Regions from separate parts of the Homo sapiens genome. Here region 1 is linked to region 2. Evidence: chromatin loops called from intact Hi-C (ENCODE). Cell type or tissue: PC-9. All regions are shown on one strand.

The links. A loop is a pair of places that touch in the nucleus more often than their neighbours do. Peaks named below come from ENCODE experiments on the same cell type or tissue, not always from the same donor. Only the 100,000 strongest peaks of a DNase experiment are listed, where the experiment ranks them.
Region 1: it touches region 2 in a loop (3-fold over the local background); 5 of 110 quality-filtered maps call a loop at or near these places.

The regions. Positions count from the first base shown.
Region 1 is chr17:67,796,925-67,804,924 of GRCh38, reverse strand. No RefSeq gene overlaps it. Among named protein-coding and RNA genes, the nearest start is that of BPTF, 25 kb to the left of the region's middle. In PC-9, CTCF peaks have their summits at 4,119 and 4,325 (motif pointing left); a DNase peak (open chromatin) is centred at 4,314.
Region 2 is chr17:67,887,733-67,895,732 of GRCh38, reverse strand. It overlaps BPTF (bromodomain PHD finger transcription factor), which reads right to left. Exons shown (of 28, transcript NM_182641.4): 5 at 3,699-3,889; 6 at 2,008-2,363; 7 at 1,568-1,699. Among named protein-coding and RNA genes, the nearest start is that of BPTF, 66 kb to the right of the region's middle. In PC-9, CTCF peaks have their summits at 3,542 and 3,745 (motif pointing left); a DNase peak (open chromatin) is centred at 3,802; H3K27ac peaks cover 944 bases.

The DNA.
Region 1 (8,000 bases), 91 kb after region 2:
ATCGCACCTGCCCAATTTTTTTCCTTTTACTGTGTCTGTGGTTCCACAACTTCCTTTTTTCCCGTTCTCTATGGACTTTCTACCTAATTTGGACTCTGCTTAGATTGACCTAGTTTTCTTTTTAATCAAATCTTCAGGAACCAATTTATTACCATTAAAAATGATCTAACAAGCTTTATTTTTATCATTGTTTAAAATCCTCATTTTGAGTAACATAACCACAAAGTAAAGAATGTTATCATTGATTTAACCAGTAAAAGACAATACTTAACAATAAAATTTTAAAAACATACGCCAGCCGGCTTACCTGGTGAAAAAAATAATTGCGGCTGCGAGCTGCATTTGCCAGACAATGGTTTTAGATTTGCTGTGCACGCTGAACGCCATGAAAAATGGACTGCCTGGCCTCTTCATAAGGAAATCAATTACTTGCCTCATTCTGAGTGAAAAGAATGAAAGGATTTTAAAAATCATAATAACCAAAATGGGGAGAATAAAACAAACTGGGAAGAGGCATATCATACATTTCAAGCTAGTGTTGCTTTGTTTGAAAGTAAAGTCTTTATGCCTTCAAATATTTAAGGTGATTTTTATTCCTTCATTCTTGACTCCTCTGAAGCTCCTGGGAACACCCCCCCAAAAGCAGCTGCCAGCCTTTACTTCCTTTTTTTTTTTTTTTTTTTTTTGAGATGGAGTCTCCCTCTGTTTCCCAGGCTGGAGTGCAGTGGCGTTATCTTGGCTCCCTGCAAGCTCCGCCTCCCGGGTTCACACCATTCTCCGCCTCAGCCTCCCGAGTAGCTGGGATTACAGGCCGCTGCCACCACGCCCAGCTAATTTTTGTATTTTTAGTAGAGACGGGGTTTCACCGTGTTAGCCAGGATGGTCTTGATCTCCTGACCTCGTGATCCGCCCGCCTCCGCCTCCCAAAGTGCTGGGATTACAGGTGTGAGCCACCACGCAGCTGCCAGCCTTTAACCATGCCCCATGTCATTTTTTTCCCAGCTTGTCAGGACAGTCACTCAAACAGAGTCTCCTCTGATCCTCCCCAGCGCAGGCATCCCATTCAAGAATTTGCAGCCCGGCTCGCCTGGCAGTGGAAAACAAATTTTGTTTCCAGGGGGAAGTTACACATAATCTTTTTTTCTGAACTGGGCTTCCATCATACTTGAGTTACTTCTTTTGGCTCTGGGTGCTCCCTGAGCAGGCCTGGCTAGTAGGAAGTAAAGCAAGCACTGGTTTTTCAAAGCCCCATTTAGTCTTCCTAATGGGTCATTCTCACTGAGCACTATAGGGGCAAAAATATGTTGATTTCCTGATTGACTAAAGCTACCTTGAGTCATTTCAGCCATTTCATTATCTTCTCACCCTCACAAATACCACTTTCTCAGCCAGGAAGCTATAAAGCTGATGATGTCTTAGGAGATTTAGAATTTGATTAAACATTTATTTGCATTGCTCAAAACTGAATTTATAGTAGCTTGATCATAATATGAATGACCTTTTTTTTGTTGTTAGAGGAAGGGAAGACAGTAAATAAAACATACGTTTACATTTGCCAGCTGATGTTGAAGGCATATAGGATTTTCTTTTTCCTAAAAAAAAAGAGGCTGGGGAAAAGCTTCTTTTTCTTTTTCTTTTTTTTTTCTTTTTTTTTTCTGAGACACAGAGTCTTGATCTGTTGCCCAGGCTGGAATGCAGTGGCATGGTCTCAGCTCACTGCAACCTCTGCCTCCCGAGTAGCTGGGATTACAGTTGCCCACCACCATGCAGGGCTATTTTTGTATTTTTAGTAGAGGTGGGGTTTTACCATGTTGGCCAGGCTGGTCTCAAACTCCTGACCTCAAGTGATCTGCCTGCCTTGGCCTCCAAAGTGCTAGGGTGAGCTACCTTGCCTGGCCTTTTTTTTTTTTTTTTTTGAAACAGGGTCTCACTCTGCTCTGTTGCCTAGGCTGGAGTGCAGTGGCATGATCTCAGCTCACAGTAGCCTTGACCTCCTGGGCTCAAGTGATCCTCCCACTTCAGCCTCCAGGTAGCTGGGACTACAGGCACTTGCCACCATGCTAAGCATTTTTTTTTTTTTTTTGGATAGAGACGGGGTCTCACTATGTGCCCTGGCTGGTCTGGAACTCCTGGGCTCAAGCGATCCTCCTGCCTCAACCCCTCAAAGTGCTGGGATTATAGGCGTAAGCAAATGCACCCAGCCTGGGGTAAAGCTTCTTTTGCCTTGGCTGGGATCTATGGATTGTGTGGTGGTTAACTTTAGGTGTCAACTTGAATGGATTAAAGAATATCTAGAAACCTGGTAAAGCATTATTTATCCAATCTCCTAGGGTCCCGGAGAGAACAAAAACAGAGAGGTAACTATGTCAAGCTATCTGCTGGAGCTGGGACACATTCTTCCTCTCCTGTCCTTGGACAACAACTCCAGGCTCCCCAGCCTTCAAACTCCAGGACTTCTCCCCTCTCCTCCACCCTTCCTGGCTTCTCAGGCCTTTGGCCTTGAACTGAGAGCTACACCATCAGATTCCCTGATTCTGAGGCCTTCGGGACTTGAATTGAGCCATACTACCAGCCTCCCAGGGTCTCCAGTCTGCAGACGACCTGTTTTGGGACTTCTTGCCAATTTCCCTAATAAATAAACTCCATTTCGTCTTTCTCTCTTTCTCTCCTGTTGAATCTGTCTCCCTGGAGAACCCTGACTAATACAGATTGAGGCTGGAAGGAATGGATCTTCTTTGCCTTGTCCTGGGAAAACACACATCCACGTACATACAGTAGATTGCCCTTACAAACAGGTATGGCCAGGCTGGACCAAATTCTATAGGCTCTGACCTCAGCCAGGGCTACTGTAGTCTTATAGCAGTCACTCCCCAGGACTGCGCCTTGCTTTGCTGATTGTCTGACTCCTTCGTGTTCAGAAAAGCAGACCCAGATCACAGAGGCAAGGAACAGAAGGCAGTCTTGCAGACATGCCTCAACCCGTTTACATAGATTGAATCCCTTGGCCAGATCAGTGGCCCAGAAATGAATGAATGGAATCTCTCAGACCACCTGCAGCTACCTGACTTACCTGACCCCTCCGCTAGGAGGTGCTCAACATAACTATGGGGTGAAACTGGCCAGGCTGCGGGACATGGGGTGATGAAAGTATGACCAGCCCTTCAATCTAGCCTGCTTGCAGTCTTTTTTTTTTTTTTTTTTTGAGACAGAGTTTTGCTCTTGTCACCCAGGCTAGATTGCAATGGCGCGATCTCGGCTCACAGCAACCTCTGTCTCCCGGGTTCAAGCGATTCTTCCATCTCAGGCCCGCCCTGCTTGGAGTCTTTTTATTAAAGATATCAGATGTGGCCAGGCGTGGTGGCTCATGCCTGTAAGCCCAACTCTTTGGGAGGCCAAGGCGGGTGGATCACTTGAGACCAGGAGGTCGAGACCAGCCTGGGCAATATGGTAAAATCCCGTCTCTACAAAAAATACAAAAATTAGCCAGGCACGCACCTGTAGTCCCAGTTGCTTGGGAAGCTGAGGTGGGAGGATGGTTCGGGCCCAGGAGGCAGAGGTTGCAGTGAGCCTAGATTGCACCACTGCACTCCAGCCTTGGTAACAGAGATCCTGCCTCAAACAAACCAACCCACCAAAGATGTCACATGTATCTTTGCCCTAAAAAACACTCAGTACATTTTGATCAGAAGAGTGTTTAAGCTGTGTCATGGAATAATTTTTTGGGAAGGCTGGATTTGGAAGTTTTATTAAGACATCAAGGTGTAATATTTAAAACCCAGATCACTCTGGACCTGGGAATGGAAGTTAAAAACAGATGTCAAGGCTGGGCATGGTGGCTCACGCCTGTAATCCCAGCACTTTGGGAGGCCGAGGCAGGTGGATCATTTGAGGTCAGGAGTTCGAGCCCAGCCTGGCCAACATGGTGAAACCCCGTCTCTACTAAAAATACAAAAATTAGCCGGGCATGGTGGTGGATGCCTGTAATCCCAGCTACTTGGGAGGCCAAGACAGGAGAATCGATTGAACCCAGGAGGTGGAGGTTGCAGTGAACAGAGATCGTGCCACTGTATTCCAGCCTGGGTGACAGAGTGAGACATATCTAAAAACAAAAAACAAACAAACAAAAAAACCCACAGATGTCAAGATAAGTGTTGAGCAGTTTAAGGAAGTGCAATGTTTTCAGGCTTGGGCAGTGCCCCTGCTCTCTTCCAGGGGCTGATAAAGCGTGCAGCCCAGCCTTCTGAGCTGTGACATCCTCTTCCATTGGGTGATGTTCTTATCCATTTGCCAGACTGGCCTGAGCCTCTGGCCAGCATTTCTAGACCAACAACAGGGGCGCCACCTCCAGGCCAATCCCCATAAGTGTAGTTTTGTGAGCCGGACTGACGTGGGTTATGTTCAGTTCAGACAGTGCGTTCTCAAGCAGAGCAAAGGGTCTGGGTTCCTGGATTAGGAGACCCCTTACCCCAAGCAATTCTAGAATCTAGGATTCGCCGGGTGCAATGGCGCATGCCTGTAATCCCAGCACTTTGGGAGGCCAAGGCGGGAGGATCACTTGAGCCCAGGAGTTTGAGGCCAGCCTGAGCAACACAGCGAGACCCTGTTTCTATAGAAATAAAAAAATTAGCTGGACGTGGTGGTGCACACCTGTGGTCCCAGCTACTGGGGAGGCTGAAGGAGGAGGATCACTTGAGCCCAGGACTTCAGGGTTATACTGAGCTATGATCAAGCACTGTATTCCAGCCCGGGTGACAGAATGAGACGATGTCTCTAAAAAAAAAACAAACAAAAATGGATTTCTTTGCTACCAGCTTCACTGTGTGCTTTGTTTCAGAGATTGAGAACTCTTTCCAAAAACTGACTTCCCTAAAGTCAGCCTAGCCTCATATCCTCAAGGCAAGCTCATCCAGCTTGTATCAAGAAGTCCCCAGCCTGGCCGGGGAGCAGTGGCTCACGCCTGTAATCCCAGCACTTTGGGAGGCAGAGGCGGGCGGATCACGAGGTCAGGAGATTGAGACCATCCTGGCTAACATGGTGAAACCCTGTCTCTATTAAAAGTACAAAAATTAGCCGGGCGTGGTGGCGAGCGCCTGTAGTCCCAGCTACTTGGGAGGCTGAGGCAGGAGAATGGCGTGAACCCGGGAGGCAGAGCTTGCAGTGAGCTGAGATCACGCCACTGCACTCCAGCCTGGGCGACAGAGCGAGAGTCCGCCTCAAAAAACAAAAAAGAAGTCCCTAGCTTTCTCAAGCTGGCAGGAGAAGGACACACAAAAAAGTCTTCAGCCTAAATGACTTACTCTCCTGTGACTCCACAGCAAGAAAACTGGATGATTAACGTCAGTGACCTCATGGTGAAGAAGACAGCATTGCTAGTGATCTAAGTGGCCTTCAAGGGGGGCATTCCCCATTACCTGACAGCTAGGAGTGCTTGGAGCACACTTGGTTCAGCTCATGCCTCCTCGCAGTCTTCAAAGAGTTTGCTTCCCGTATTTGTGAGCTGAGCAGCCTAAACTGTTTGGTAGATATCCTGCCAGCAAGACCACAATGGCAGGGGATGGCAGAGAAGTCCCGCATCCAAAGCACCGTGGCCTGGGAACTCTGCAGGCATGCCGGCTCTGTTGCTGTGAGTCTAAACAGTTCTGCAAGGCCATCATCCAGTTGGCTGAGATCCAAGCCTGCTCAAAGCTAAAAAAATGCACAGGATCGGCTGGGTGCGGTGGCTCACACCTGTAATCCCAGCACTTTGGGAGGCCAAGGCAGGCAGATCACGAGGTCAAGAGATCGAGACCAGCCTGACCAACATGGTGAAACCCTGTCCCTACTAAAAATACAAAAATTAGCTGGGCATGGTGGCATGCACCTGTAGACCCAGCTACTCAGGAGGCTGAGGCAAGAGAATTGCTTGAACCTGGGAGGCAGAGGTTGCAGTGAGCCAAGATCGCGCCACTGCACTCCAGCCTGGCAACAGAGTGAGACTCCATCTAAAAAATAAAAAAATAAGAAAAATGCACAGGTTCCTCCTCCACCAGTATAGCCATCAATGTCCTGGCAGTAGGAAACTGCGCATCAGTGCTGGGACTGGGGAGGACACTACTCAGTATGCCACTGGGCGTCCTTCAAAATCCTAAACATGGGCCCATGGAACTTTTGGTGGCCCTGTGGTCTAGAGATTGTCTCCCAAATTCATCAGTTCTTGAGTTATAGGTACACTGGATAAGGATAGACAGCAATGGTCCTAAAGGCTACTATACCCTCTCTGGGCCCTCTCCATGCCTGTGACCATCACACCATCATGGTACAGGAGGGAGTATCCTAAGATGTCACGTTTCATCCCCCGTACTGGACCTTTCCACCTGGTGCCTGGTGAAATGCGTCAATTAAGTTCTAGAGAACGCTCTGCTTCCTGACCACTGGGAAACACAGGACACCACCCGCCTTTATTCTGCAAAATTTGCATAGAGTTCACTACATTCCCGTGTCTAAAACACACTGACACATCAGCCATGGCCTCCATTCCTTGTACCTTCTAAATCATCAACCACCGTATAAGCAAACGGCTAGGACCTTAAGTGCTTGCACCTAAGGGATGCAGATCAGAATCATCTGAGAAGCTTTTAGGCCAGGTGCGGTGGCTCATACCTGTAATCCCAGCACTTTGGGAGGCTGAAGCAGGCAGATCACTTGAGATCAGGAGTTCAAGACCAGCCTGGCCAACATGGTGAAACCCCGTCTCTACAAAAATAAAAAATAAAAAGTTAGTGAGATGGCATGCACCTGTAATCCCAGCTACTCGGGAGGCTGAGGCAAGAGAATCATGTGAACCCGGGAGGTGGAGGTTGCAGTGAGCCGAGATCGCATCACTGCACTCCAGCCTGGGTGACAAAGTGAGATCCTGTCTCAAAACAGATATTTCAGGCCAGGCACAGTGGCACACGCCTGTAATCCCAGCACTTTGAGAGGGTGAGGCAGATGGCTCACCTCAGGTCAGGAGTTCGAGACTAGCCTGGCAAACATGGTGAAACCCTGTCTCTATTAAAAATACAAAAATTGGCTGGGCGCAGTGGCTCACTCCTGTAATCTCAGCACTTTGGGAGGCCAAGGCGGGCAGATCATCTGAGGCTGGGAGTTCGAGACCAGCCTGACCAACATGGAGAAACCCCGTCTCTACTAAAAATACAAAATTATTCTGGTGCGGTGGCACATGCCTCTAATCCCAGCTATTCAGGAAGGCTGAGGCAGGAGAATTGCTTGAACCCGGGAGGCGGAGGTTGCAGTGAGCAGATCGCGCCATTGCACTCCAGCCTGGGCAACAAGAGCAAAACTCCGTCTCAAAAAAAAAAAAAAATTAGCTGAGTGTGGTGGCATGCGCCTGTGATCCCAGCTACTCTGGAGGCTGAGGCAGGAGAATCACTTGAACCCAGATGGTAGAGGTTGCAGTGAGCCCAGATCTCACCATTGCACTCTCTCTGGATGACAGACCGAGACACCATCTCAAAAAGCATACAAACAAACAAAAAGGCATTTCACCAGGTGAGTGAAGGGATGCCCTGCCCTGCCCTGCCCAGAGGAGGACTTAGAAGGGTTTGGTTCCTGCCCCAGTTCTGGTCCTTTGCTTAGCCAGCCCAGCCACCCTCAAAAGCCAGCCCTGAGCATCATCTGACAGCCCAAGCACCCTCCCTGCCTCCCAATTTGATCCTCACCTGATCAAAGTTTTCTCTTCTCTCCCTGGTTCCAAACCCTGATCCCATGTCTCTTCCTGGGTCTCTTATGAATGTGAAGCCCAGTTTGCTGAACAACTTCTGGCTCAGTTTCCTCCTCCAGATCTAATGAGAACTCCCTGATTCAGGCCCCCAGTTCTGAGGATTCCACTCCTCAATTCAGCTGCCAGAGGAGGCCCAACCCCCAGCGCCTTTGTAAGGGGTAAGGAGAGGACTAAATCCTTTTGTGCTTAGCATCTGTCACTCAGCAAGGTTTCTGATACACAGTTCCATGTATCCATG
Region 2 (8,000 bases):
CCCAGCACTCCGGTAGGCTGAGGCAGGCAGATTGCTTGAGCCCAGAGTTCAAGAACAGCCTGGGCAACATAATGAGACCCCGTGTCTATAAAAAATACAAAAATTAGCCAGGCATAGTGGAATGCGTCTGTAGTCCCAACTACTCAGGAGGCTGAGGTGAGAGGATAACCTTAGCCCAGGGAGGTCAAGGCTGCAGTGAGCTGTGATGGCGCCACTGTACTCCAGCCTGGGTGACAGTGAGATCCTGTGTCAAAAAAAAAAAAAAAAAAATGTATGTGGTGGAAACACCAAAGAAAACTGGGAGCCATACCTTTAGCAAATGAAAACCATTTAGTAGGCATAAATGTACTTTTCTCAAAAACATATATTACATTCCTTTTTTTTTTTTTTTTTTTTTTTTGAGATGAAGTCTTGCTCTGTCACCCAGGCTGGAGTGCAGTGGTGCAATCTCGGTTCACTGTAACCTCCGCCTCCTGAGTTAAAGTGATTCTCCTGCCTCAGCCTCCCGAGTACCTGGGACTACAGGCATGTGCCACCACACCCAGCTAATTTTTGTGTTTTTAGTACCTCGGTCTCCCTAGGTGCTGGGATTACAGAAGTTGAGCCCATGTGCCTGGCTTGTATTTATATTTTAAAAACTATAGGGCTATGCCTTTGGAGTGGACTCTGTAGAAAAGATTGGGGCAGAGAAGATAAAATGGTTCTTACTTTTTGCTTTATGCCCTTAAATATTCTATTATTTACCATAACCTTAGTTTTGTAATAATAACTTTTTAAAGACTAAAGTTACAAAGCAAGTCTATCAGGGCTAAAAAGTAGATTCAAGTCACAAAATTTTCTTTCTTTTTAATCATCTGTTGAAGTTGCACAGCCCTGGGTCTACTCAGGAGCTATATGATCTTTGGTTGGACAATGAACTTTAAAAACAGATGTAAATCAGATTCCTAGCATAGTGCCTACAAGATTCCAGAATACTAAAAAATGTGAGTGCTCTTTCTAGTCAATAAAAATGCTATTTACTTTAGAAAATATTTTAAATTTTCATATACCAGATCTCTTTTGATCTTCATCACAATCCTGTATGGCAAATAAGAACTAATATTCATGGTGGGTGCGGTGGCTCACACCTGTAATCCCGGCACTTTGGGAGGCCGAGGAGGGCAGATCACAAGGTCAGGAGTTCAAGACCAGCCTAGCCAACACAGTGAAACCATGTCTCTACTAAAAATACAAATAATTAGCTGGGCACAGTGGCGGGTGCCTGTAATCCTAGCTACTTGGGAGGCTGAAACAAGAGAATCGCTTGAATATGGGAGGCAGAGGTTACAGCAAGCCGAGACTACACCACTGCATGCTAGCCTGGGCAACAGTGCAAGACTCTGTCTCAAAAAAAAAAGAAAGAACTAATAATATTCATTCATGTTTACAACTTATATAGGAAGAAAATGAGGCCAAAAGTAAAGTCTTCAATATGGCCTCTTAAATATATTAACTTTCATTATTAATAGGCTAGTATTTCAAAAGGGAGTCCAATACTCATCATTTACAAGGCTCAGAATTCATTTACCTGGTATGTCCTAAAGATTCTCGCCATATTGGTAGCATCACAACTGGTTTAACTGCACACTCCAAAATGGCTAAAGCCAATGCAAATTCTCTGGGTTTGCTACACATCTGAACTGCCTTGATCCAATTTGCCCTGTATTTCAGAAGAAATGAGAGAAATTATTTCACTAGGTTGACCTTAAATTAAAAGCACAATAGTTGTAACTTTGGCCTCCATCTGATTCCAGGTATAAAGACGATGACTCCTAAAAATCCTCCAAATAGTTAGTGGTGTCGGTTCAGTAAGTTAGAAGTACACTCATGCCTCTAATGTCCTGTCTGCTGACCACATTGACTTCATTCAACTCATTGGTAATGACGTTTTCAAATGCACAACTACAACAATCATTTTATAAACATTTAGTATATTTACAGCAATAAATTAACCTTAGTTTCCTTTACCTATGTGATGCCCAGTTGGGATGAAGAAAGGATGAAGGGATGTTGTTTTCTAATTGGGTGATAGTCAGTCTCAGAGTAGATATGGTAAGAACTTTGGACCCATGGACAGAACCGTTCCATTTGAACTCTCCTGCTGGAGTCAGACAGAACTTATGTGCAAGATGCCTTCTCTTATCATGGTCTTCTCTGTGCTGGTGCTTATTCAAAGCAAATGAATTGGTGGAGTATTGATTGTGGTAGACGCGATACTTCCCTTCTTGACCCAATTTAAAATAATTGTTGATATTTCCTTTCATGATCACTTCCTTTTTGGTGCTCAACCGTGAAATTTCTCCTTGAGAGTTAACTACCAGTACCTGACCAAAAAAATAAAAAGACTGCATTATTTATGTCAATCAAAGATGTGAATTTCATCTAATCAACTGTCTTTCAATAATTAAAATTAATCATTCAAAGTAAGTTAAGATAAATCTTATGATAGAACTTTTGAAGTCTAAAAGCTAAGTTAAAAGTAAAGCTAATTGTTTACAATTAAACAACCAAGATATGCCTGCAGAAAGAAAACTAACACATATTAAGTACCTATTACATGTCAGATACTATTATTCACTGCTTTCATGTATTAATACTTCAAATATACCCATGAAACCATACATATAAATTACTCACCTATCATTTTTTTCAAGTTTATAACATATACTTAAGGGAAAAAGAAGGGCATCGCATGTACTATCCCCCAAAAAATATATTCCTAAAAACATCCTTTCGGGTCCTTTTATCATTCCAGCTACAGTGTAAGACCCCATGGATACTTCAAAATAGTATTTTCAAACAGTTGATCCCAACTCTTAGTGGACTATCAGATAAACAGTGGCCTTATTCAGCTTTTTTAAAAAATAAAATGTAATGCAATAGGCTAGCACAGAAAATATCAGAGTGCTTCCCACATCATAAAGTAAAATAGTATTTCAGAAAGCTTTTGAATATGTGTACTGGGCTGCTATGAAAAAATGTGTATGTGACTGAGGGTCAGAGTCAAAAAGAAGTATGAAAGCCATTGCTTTTAAGCAATTGCTGCAATGTTAAGAATGTCCTTTATTCTTGCATATCTACCCTGCAAATAATTCTCGAATATGGGAGACAAAGTTGGGACCATGTCCTGTCACCACGGCTAGCTGAAGCACAGAGATACCGAGTCCTAGCTCTGATCCCATTGTTCATGATCAGAGCTGGGATGCCATGCTGTCCTATCCACAGTACTCTGCTATCAGTGGGTAAGCCTCATCCTCTAATTAGCTGCAGGTTCACCTGAAGTGATCATAGCTAGAACTGAGCAGTGAATCATCTACAGTTCTTTAATAAACCATAAAACCCAAAATAGCCTACTCATATGTGTAAAGAAGGCTTTAATTCTTTAGAATTATATGTAGAATAAAACTGTTCATGTAGTAAGAAAGTGTATCAGCCATTTATAGCATTTTTATGCCTTGACTGAAATTTGGGTACGCAACTATGCTTATAAAGCCTAATACTTTCAGTCTTGTTAACTACTACAGTTTCGGAAACAGAGAAAATATAATTCAAAAATAGGTCTACAAATTTCTACAAATTTCCAGCCCCTATTTTTAAGGTGTGGTAATTAAAATTATCTCACATTCCACAGATTTTTGTTTTAAACAGAAAGAACACACCTCTTTGCCCTCCTTAAATAATTTATTTGCTTCATGTGCAGCGGCTGCCACCTGCTGGCTCTTCAGCTGACTAAGTTTGCTATCTGGATTCCGCAATCTGGTGATGATTCGAGTTGAGCCAGATGCTCCTTTTCCAGCTCCAGGAGATTCACTTAGCTCCCCGTTGGACTTCTCCGATTTGAAATCACCTACTGTCAAATGAATAGGCCACAAAGCAATTGCTGACAATAAGTAAATAATTATAACCACCTTATTTCACCAAAACTCGTATCTGGTGTATGTGTAAGATCCACAAAGTAAACAGATAAAAAAAGGCCCTTGAATGGCAAAGCAAGTATCATTATTCCTTAAGTTTTTTACTTAAAAGAAAATATGTTGTAACTTTACTGTGAGTCATCTATTATTCCACAAAAAATTGAAACATGCTGGGTTATCTGTTTAAAAACTCATCTGTTTGAAAACAGGAAGAGCTGCTACAAACTTACAAGTAACAAACATAATAATAACTCAAAAAGCAAACTAACAAAGTGTTGCCTTATATATTCAATATGGATTTCTGTATAAAAAGGTTTAAGTTTTTGAAAGATTTCCACTGAAATTCTGTTTAAATACCAAATAGTTTTGAGCTTATAAACATAAATGTCATGAATTTTCCACTAGGGAATTTAGATAATTATCTGTGTAGGCTTATCAATATAAAACAATCAACTAAATTAGTTTTTTATAACCTAATAAAGACCTCTCAACATTTTCCTAGTAAATTTTTAAGGACACACTAAACTCCACAGGAGCAAATTTCTGCTTTACATACTGATCAATCTCACTTTGGCTGAATTTTTTTTTTCTTTTTTTTGAGACAGGGTCTCATTCTGTTGCTCAGGCTGGAGTGCAGTGGCACAATCTCAGTTCACCTCAGCCTCAACCCCCAGGCTCAGGTGATTCTCCCATCTCAGCCTTCCAAGTAGCTGGAACCACAGGCATGCACCAGCACACCTGACTAATTTTTTGTATTTTCTGCAGAGATGGGGTTTCGCCATATTGCCCAGGCTGGAAAAATTTGTATACATTCTAAAACTACTGCATCACTGTTAAATTTCCATTGACCAGATAGTTGAATAAGCTCTGATTTTTCCTTTTTAATTTAAAGCTTTAAAAAAATGAAGACACTGTGGCACTGGCAAATGAAAAGACAGATAATTTACTATATGATATATAATAAAGATGGCATTTTAAGTAAATAGAGAAAAACTAGGATTGGGAAAACTGGCTATGCATTTTGGGGAAAATAATTAAGACAATTTTGTAAACATCTGTTAATTTTACCTGTTCCATACCCCTTCTTTCCTTTGGGGAGATACTTCCCTCACCACCGCCCTCCCACACTTTAATCATATGATTCTGCCAGGGCTGCAAATCAAGTATGTTGCCCCTTTGGAGCGAGCAGCAGGACCCAGCGTGGCCAGACAAAGCACACCACTAGCTGGCCACAGTGACTGTCCCAGGACTGGCTCTTTGGCTCAATCCTCTCAGCATCCTTTTCCAGTTTTTAAAATCCAGAGATGGAGAAGGGGTCTTTGCTTTTTGTACTAATGAGCAGGAAGGGTGTAAATCAGAAGTTGGCCACTTTTATTCCCACAACATGGAGAAAACCGTTGATAACAGCAAACAATAAGCCCATCACAAAGAAGAAATAAACAGAAAAATATGAAACGGCAAAATCAGAAGTAGCCTCGATAACCTCATTTGGCTCCCTAGATCCAACAATGCACCTGAGGCTGTCACCAACACTGGACTTCTCAATAGTGTATGTCAATAAAATTCCCTTTTTAAGCAAGTTTGATGTATTTCTATCAAAACCAGTAAATTCTAAATAATCTGGTAGAATATTTTAAGATTTTGACTCCAAAATATCACACTACTACAGTTTTGGAAATAAAGAAAATACAATTCAAAAGTAGGTCTAGAAATTTCTACAAATTTCCAGCCCCGATTTTTAAGGTATGGTAATTAAAATTATCTCACATTCCACAGATTTTTGTTTTAAACAGAAAGAACACACCTCTTTGCCCTCCTTAAATAATAAGTCAAAATGGAGAGAGGGTACTGAGCATCTTGCCACCCCAGGCTGGAAAGCAAGTCACTTTGGATGTGTGGTAGCAAAGCAGTTGGTCAGACTATCAATTTTCTCTTGGGTCTCAGATCATGGAGGTTTTTTTTCTTTTTTTTGAGATGGAGTTTCGCTCTTGTCGCCCAGGCTGGAGTGCAGTGGTGCGATCTCGGCTCACTGCAACCTCTGCCTCCTGGGTTCAAGCGATTCTCCTGCCTCAGCCTCCCAAGTAGCTGGGATTACAGGCGCCCGCCACCATGCCCAGCTAATTTTTGTATTTTTAGTAGAGACGGGGTTTCACCATGTTGGTCAGGCTGGTCTTGAACCCCTGACCTCCAGTGATCCACCCGTCTCAGCCTCCCAAAGTGCTGGGATTACAGGCGTGAGCCACTGCGCCTGGCCTTCAGATCATGGAGTTTTATGCCAAGATGTTGAACTATGGTGGTTAGTTCTTGGGACCATCTATAAAGTCCTGTAATAGATACTTTTTAGACATCATTTGGTCTGGGTCAGATTTCCCGAAAAGAGAAAGAGAATGACACAGTGCTTTTAAAAAGCTTCCTAATTCAGAGCCAACAATCCAATACTGCTCAGAGTCAATCCTTTATCACTTGCTAAATTTAGTGCAAATAAGGGAAAGGAGGAGAAAATTACCACAGGGGTAAGACTTAAAGGAATGGAGAAAAAGAACTAAACTGAGGGTAGAGGTCTTTACTGAACACCCTCTGCCCAAAGGCCATATTCCTCCTATTATAAAGCAGTGGATCCTTGTGATGCAGCCTGGCAGCAGGCTACAGATCTACATCAGCCTCTGCAGCTCACTGTTTAATGATACCAGCAGGCAGAAGCCTACACAAACTCTTCACCTGAGGACTAGGACTATTGGCCTACTAAACAGATAAACTGAGGAAGTGGAGGGTGTTCACCTTCATGGATCCTAAAGCAAGTTACTGGGCATTAAGTACTAGCTGGGAACCTAGGAATCTACAAGTGAGTGCTACTGTCAGAAAAAACCCCAAACCTGCCAAATAGGGTTATATGATTGTTTAATCCTATAGAAGTCCCCAGCAACCCAACCCCAGTAACAGACAGCAGGAACTAGGCAGGTAAAACAGAATGGCCTCCAGAAGGGGAATCTTCTTATATGTTTCTCACCTCTCAAACACAGCCATTCTCCCAGAAAAACAATGGCATCCAGTTTTATTAAAGAACACCCTCTACTATGTTTATGAGTGTCATAGGCAGTTAAATTCATAATGTGGCTCATGGATTGTGAGATCAAGATAAGCCACCTCGAGATCTACTGGAATTTAATTTTTTTTTTTTTTTTTTTTTTTTGAGACGGAGTCTCGTTCTGTCACCCAGACTGGAGTGCAGTGGCACGATCTCGGCTCACTGCAACCTCTGCCTCCTGGGTTCAAGCAATTCTCCTGCCTCAGCCTCCCCAGTAGCTGGGATTACAGGCACACACCACCATGCCCGGCTAGTATTTTTTGTATTTTTAGTAGAGACAGGGTTTCACTATGTTGGCCAGACTGGTCTCGAACTCCTGACCTCGTGATCCGCCCGCCTTGGCCTCCCAAAGTGCTGGGATTACAGGTGTGAGCCACCGAGCCCGGCCCAGATCTACTGAAATTAATATACACACAGAGAAATACTAGATTTAGGTCTAGATACAATTACAGGATGTAACTGTGGGAAAGAGGTTTTTGAAAAAGTTTTAAGTTGTGGGTGAAATCTTTGCATTATATTAGGCAGAACCATTTTTGAATTGTATGTATGAGAACAAATGTGAGTACACACACGTGCTGAGCTACCAAAGGATGGAAGTGTAGATATTTACTATGCTATAATATTTGCAGCGTCCCTGTTTCCTTAGAAAACCATTCCTACCCAACTTTTGCTGGAGGCATCAATCGTAGTACCTTGCCTGCCCTGGCCATAGGGTTAGAAACAATATGATCCAAGATAAGCCACTCAAATTCCTTCCTCAAGGGCTTCTGATTTGGAGCAGAAGTAGGGGCCTTGCCTTTGGGTCACAGACCTTGGAAACATATAAATACAAATTGCTGGTGCCATCTTCCCTGCCACATGGGAATAGCCTGTCTGTACTGGGAGAGAATGAGGTTAACACACATAAATATATGTAGACCTAAAAGGTGAGAGAGAGAGGAAAACAAAGAGTTTGATACCTG